2 separate regions of the Mus musculus genome follow, and region 2 is linked to region 1. Evidence: chromatin contacts called from ENCODE POLR2A ChIA-PET data. All regions are on one chromosome and are shown on one strand. Each heading gives the region's core, a stretch centred on a gene start or an enhancer-like site at or near the end of the contact. The rest is flanking DNA. Distances are from core to core; before and after follow the strand shown.

Evidence for each region. ChIA-PET counts read pairs that join two places held with the same protein, here RNA polymerase II (POLR2A).
Region 2: POLR2A ChIA-PET joins it to region 1 with 19 read pairs in embryonic stem cell. The contact joins the promoter of Spats1 here to the promoter of Cdc5l in region 1. POLR2A ChIA-PET finds 5 or more read pairs at or near these places in 5 of 5 experiments (Patski and embryonic stem cell).

The regions. Positions count from the first base shown.
Region 1 is chr17:45,432,033-45,435,103 of GRCm38, reverse strand. It overlaps Cdc5l (cell division cycle 5-like (S. pombe)), which reads left to right and starts at 1,397. Exons shown (of 16, transcript NM_152810.2): 1 at 1,397-1,713. The coding sequence starts at 1,669. It overlaps B230354K17Rik (RIKEN cDNA B230354K17 gene), which reads right to left and starts at 1,273. Exons shown (of 3, transcript NR_130961.1): 1 at 877-1,273.
Region 2 is chr17:45,473,300-45,476,370 of GRCm38, reverse strand. Spats1 (spermatogenesis associated, serine-rich 1) reads left to right here and starts at 1,433. Exons shown (of 8, transcript NM_027649.3): 1 at 1,433-1,572. The coding sequence starts at 1,557.

The DNA.
Region 1 (3,071 bases), core at 148-2,647:
CTATGTGAAAGAGGACTGGTTCAACTGTGGATTTATTAGGCCTCTCGATTACAAATAATGGAAAGCTAACTTCAATGACTAAATCCAAAAGGGGGATATGGAAGTAGTTACGACTTGGGAATGTTCTAGATCCAGGGACCATGTAGTTCAAAATACAATTGTTAGGTGCCACACAATTGGTAGGTTAGAGGCTTATCAGCTAGCAGAAACACTGACCTCTTTTGGATCCTAGCGTTAAGATCCCCAGAGAGGAGTGTTCAGATTTGCTTTGATCTGGTCAACCAAATGGTGTGTGACCTGGGTGTGTGGGATAAAAACCATACAACTAAGTGATGTTGGCAGGAGGTAATGGTTACACATCTTTACAAGAGAGCATTGCAAAGAGTACCAGAGGCAGAAAATGGCTTGTTAACCTGTCATCCTGTCAGATGACAGGAGTGAAATGAGATTGTAGGTCACTAAACCCAAGTGTTCTTCATAACACTACACTACCTCCCTCTCAACTGAAAGCAGTGATATTTTGATACAATTTCCTATTTCAAGGAAAAAAATCGTAACAAAAATCGAATCGGAAAATCCGTCATGTCTTCTAGAAGGGGCAAACGGAAGCATGAACAGTGACAACAAACCAGAGCCGCTATGCACGGAATAAAATCTTTCCCTAGGGACCTGGGGTGACACCAAGTAATTAATTGCTCTGGAATAGTGGAGAAATCTGCGTGGGAAAAGAGAGAGGAGATGGCAGAGAGTCTGACAATTTCCACTTCACCGAGACTTTGTGGACTCGCAGCCGCCCTCTGATTTGATGAACAAGTTGTTTGTTCCACTCTTCAGAGGACGACCCCGGATTCCAGGGGCGAGACTCCCGCAACTCACCGAGTTTGTTCCACAGACACCCAACAGCGAGGGATGAGGGAAAGCGGCTGACGTGACGCTTCCCAAGGGTCCCTAGGGCGTCGCCTCGAACCCCTTGTGGCTCTTCCAGGAAGGAGAGCGAACACTTTGGGGCGAGCAGTCGCTCAGTCCCTCAGGTTAGAGTTAGGATCTTGAGTCCGTCCGGCATCCTCGGCGCTTGGCGCTGCGAGTTGGAGCTCCTAGAAAGAGAACGGACTCGTTTGCATCTCCCCGAGGACTCAGCGAAGTCCTCGTCGGTCGCCGGGATGCCCAGCGCAGCGCTCCGTTAAACAAACAGACAAACAAACAAGCAAACAAACAAACAAACAGCGCTCCCTGGGGACCAAGCGTGCTGAGGAACGCCACACCCCTCACATTTATTCCCCACCCCCGGCACTGCCCTCCGCGTGACGTCAGGACCAATCCCTTCACTGCGTTCCCGGTCAAGTTCCAACTCTGGCATCTCGCGAGAGTTTTGTTTTCCTTCACCCTAGTCTCGGACCTGCGCGCGACACGTCGGGCGCCTTGGCACCTGCGGTTTGATTAGTCTCCATCAGTCTTAAGGTTGCAGCCTGGCCGCCCGCGTCTTTTGCCTTCGGCCGCTAAGATCTCGCGAGATTTCCCGGGGCTGCCCACGCCGCGCCTGCGCAGAGCTCTTCAAAGCAGAAGGTCGCTCTTGGGAGGAAGTGGCCTTTTGCGTCCCGTGCCCGGAGCGCCGTTACTACTTTCTCGAAGCTCTCCTCGGCTCCCTTGCCGGGACACTCTGCCGCTAAGATGCCCCGGATTATGATCAAAGGGGGAGTGTGGAGGAACACGGAGGTGAGGCAGCTTTTCCCGCCGTCCGCAGCCCTCCGCCGGCTCTGGTAGCGTGTGCGCACGCGCGGGGAAGCTCCGGGAGCCGTGGCTGTCCCGCGGGGGTCTGCGGTGCGGGGCGGCGACTGCGCGGACCCCGGGGACCCTCGCGGTGCATGGGTGCGGGCTCGGGTCACCTGGCTCACCCCGGGGGCGAGGTCGCGACTTGTCGCCCGGCGCTCCTCGCTTGGCATTTGCTAGGCCCTTGATCACTTATTTGATCAGTTAGGGACGCGCCCCCTCGGTGTCTTCTGCAGCCCGGTGGCCGCCGACCGGACCTCCCCCGGAGCCTGGTGTTTCTCCAGCTCCTTTCGATCTCAGCTCGTGCACAGCGCTTCGCTCTGTTAGAAGCCGTTGTGGCTGCAACTTTGTTTTTTCCGTGACTTCTTTACAGCCGGACAGGCTGCCCGTTTACGTCTGCACCTCTCTGCTTATCTTAGGACCTGGGTCCTTTCTCTTACCTTTCCAGTCACGCCACCCTTGCCGGGATAGAAGCCAGTTAGGACAAACTTACCTACGGTGGTGTTTGCGTCCAGAAATGTTGTAGATTATGTCACGGTGAGCGGAACAGCAGAAGGAAGGAAGTAAAATAGAAATTAAGTTAACGTGCATTTAATCGAGTGCGCCGAATGTATGAGCACCTTTCCGTCTGTCTTGTGCGTTCTTGAGATAGCTCCTTATTGCTTTGGCATCTTTCTGAACATGCTCCAAACTTAGCTGAGAACACTTCTTAGAGTCCTCCTGGCCCATTCGTTGGTCGTCCCGTTGAGAGTTAGTTGTTTAGTGGTTTGGTGGCACCTATTTTTCATTTACTACAGCTTTGTTTTCACAAGCACTTTTGTGTGGCTCCGGCTGAGTTACTTCTGAGAGCCTCAGATTACTCATTTTTATAAGACAAATAAATAATTGTATTTAAGCTCTTGAAACGAGTTGCCAGTTTGGAACATTGTGAACGCAGCTGGGTACATTAGTAGGCTTTCAGTAAAAAAAATGAGTTGCTGTTGTCTTCATCAGACAGCAGTATAGTAGGACCAGGCTTTGGCATTCTAGTATGAAGCAGGTTTCTTGGTGATGTTTGGGAATGAATCTTGTAGGATAGGTACCTGTTGTATGTATTTGGTTGAAGATGCGTTGAAGTTTTGAAAAACTTTACCAAAGTTACAAATGGAGGCACTGAAAAGGGACTTGCATGCACTAAGACAATTTAAACTAGAAGAGTTGGCTTCTGAGGAAGAAGCAGAGTCACAAAATCAAGTAACATCAGGATTCCTCTATAATGGCCAAAACCCAGCAGAGTGTGTGTGTGTGTCTGTGTGTCGATGTCT
Region 2 (3,071 bases), core at 184-2,683, 41 kb before region 1:
AAACTGACAATATTCAGCTGTTTGATCCCACCAGTGGCCATTCTGACATTACCACCTTCTCATTTTCTTTCTTCCTGAGACAGTTTCTGTGTATAGTTCTGGCTGTCCTAGAACTCGCTCTGTAGATCAGGCTGGCCTTAAACTCACAGAGACCCACCTGCCTTTGCCTCCAGAGTGCTGGGATTAAAAGTGTGTGCCACCACTGTCCAGCTCTGGCTTCTTTTTTATAACCCCAGTGGCCGTCTCCTATTGGATGACTCCTCAGTTAGGGCGTGGCCTGGAGAGGATCTACTCCGTCTAAGCAATATTTGGCTAGCTCAGTTTCAAGATTTCTATACTCCTTCTGTTGTTTCTTTTGCAATCAATGCAATTACTAACAACAGAACCACTCTGTGGAGAGGGTTCAGTGGGTAACGTGCTTTCTGCACAAGCCGAGGACCTGAGTTCAAACCCCAGGACCTACTAAAAGCCATATGGCACATCTATAAGCTGGTGGGACAGAGATAGGTAGTTCCCTGGGACTCCTTGCTGTAACAGTGAACTCCGGGTTCAGCAAGAACCTTATTTCAAAAATGTAAGGCAGAGAGCAACGGAGGAAGACACCTGACATATACAAATGCATGGGCAAGTGAGTCCCTGATACATGTGCACGCACATGCATACAGCACACAAGTAAATATGAATAATTATATTAATTACTCTCTCTCTTTTCCTCCTCCTCCTCCTCCTTCTTTTTTTGTTTTTTTTTTTTTTTTTGAGACAGGGTTTCTCTGTGTAGCCCTGGCTGTCCTGGAACTCACTCTGTAGACCAGGCTGGCCTCAAACTCAGAAATCTGCCTGCCTCAGCCAGCCTCCCAAGTGCTGGGATTAAAGGCGTGTGCCACCACTGCCCAGCCCCCAAACCAGGTCTCAATATAAATTTAGAGACTAAGCTTGGGATGGGGGGCGTTTCTATGTGAGATTTATTAGGGAAAGGGTTAGAAAGATAAATTTCAGTCTATACCATGGAGAGAAAGATAGCTTTGTAAGGGTGGAACTTGGGAGTGAATCTGTTTTCTGGATGACCTTGAACGAGCCTTTGTTCAAAGTCAGTTTTCTATTTTGAAAAACGCAGCTGGCTGCTGAGGCAAGACAGCATCCAGCAGGGCGCCTGGCCCAGAAAAAGGAGCGGTAAGTGGTGGGTGAATCCTGTCTAATCAGGATGCCAATTCTACACCGACATCTGCAAGCTCTGTAGAGGGTGCACCGCACACGGCCACCCGAGGTGACAGAAGTAGCAATGACAGTTGTTGGAAAAGAGCCGCAAACTAAAACAAAATCCTGAGGTTCTGCAGCTCTGAGGTCTGAGACCTCCATCCTCAACCCAGGCCGGAGCGCCGGGTGCAGGAAGATAGGTGCGTCAAGAGTAGCGCGCCAGCTCGCGGGAAGTGGCGCGTTGTCCTGGCAACCCTGGACCGAGCCTTGCAGGCGGTGGTAGACGCCCTTGCTTTCGCTTTGCATCCTGGTATTTGGCAGTTCCGCTGCCAGTTGGTGCGTTGATCTGGGCCACATCCTCCATGGAGTCTTCCAAGGGTAGATGAAGGGCTTCCCCCAGGGAAGTAGGGTGGGACTCAGAGGTGGAAAGGAGACCCAAGGACGGGGCGGGGCGAGTACTTTCGGGAGCCCTGAGTCAGGAGGAGGAGGAGTGGGCAGGACATTCAAACCCGTGAACACCGCTAGGAGGTCCAGTGAGATTTAGGTTTTTCCCTTGCGCTGCCTCTTGAATTTCAATGACTTATGGGGTCTGTTGGTTTTGAATGATAGCCTTTCTAACAAGCACCTTTTGGGTCCGATTGCTTTTCACTGTGTGAACTGGTGAGCCCATGAATACTGGATATGGCAATCCCGTCCGCCAACTTCCCTCTGTCTCAAGAGCGGCCTGTACTAGAGAGCGGCAGAAGGTTCCAGAGAAAAGCGACTTGGGCATGACTAAGGTGGAAAAGAAATACAATTGAGTTCTGGGAAATCAAAAGGTTGGATGGGTGTATAAGCTTATGGAGAGAAAAGGTTTATTGGACTCATAGCTTTATAGGTTTTTTTTTTTTTTTTTTTTTTAAAGACTAAGCACTGCTACCTCATATGTAGCCCAGAGTAGCCCGGAATTCTCCATCTTTTGCTTCACAGGCCCCCGACATTCCAGGTGTGGCTCATGGTCAAGGTCCTGTTGCTTTGGCCCTCTGGTGGCATATCATAGTGGCAATCATCAAAGCGTCTCCCTCTTAGTCAAGAAATAATGACGAGTAAAAGGGATGGCTGTGGTCCCACTCTTTCACTCAGAGGCACCCCAACGACCCAAGACTTCTTATTTTTTTAAAGTTGTCTTTATTTTATTTATGTATGTTTTGCCTGCCTGTTTGTATGTATGTATACTGAGTTTGCGTCTGGTGCCTGCAGAAGGTAGAAGAGGGCGTTGGATACCCGGGAACTGGAGTTATGGATGGCTGTGAACCACCACGTGGTGCTGGGGATAGAAGTCCCGCCCCCCCCTGCAAGAGCATCAAGGGTTCTAACTCTCTCCACCTCCATGCCCTCTGACTTTTAAAACAGTCCCATCATCCCAACAGTATGACAGACTGGGAGCTAAATCTTTAAAACATGGGTTTTTGGAGAGCATTGCAGATCCAAGCTAAGGCAGATAGTTAGGGGCTACACACAATGAGCTCATGTCTACATTTGAGATCTGATCAGTCAGAGACTTCCATCAAAAAGAGGAGCTAAGCTGGCGCTTGCACACGTGCAGTGCTTGTGCAGGACAGGCAGGCACGAGGATCGCAGTGTTCAAGGTCATTCTCATGGTATACAGCAACTTTGAGGCCAGTCTCGCCTGCGTGAGACCCTGTCCCAACAACAAGACAAGGCAGAGATCTGACTGTGTGGTTGCCTGGAGCTTCTAACAGCAGGGAAGTATATTGTAAACGAGTAAAGGGAGCCAGGGGTTTGAGCTGCCTCGTGCTTTGTTTAATAAGCACAGAGTCTGGGCTTTGCCCTAGGGTCTGTCCATATCCATGTTTTTGCTTGCTCAGATATTAGTA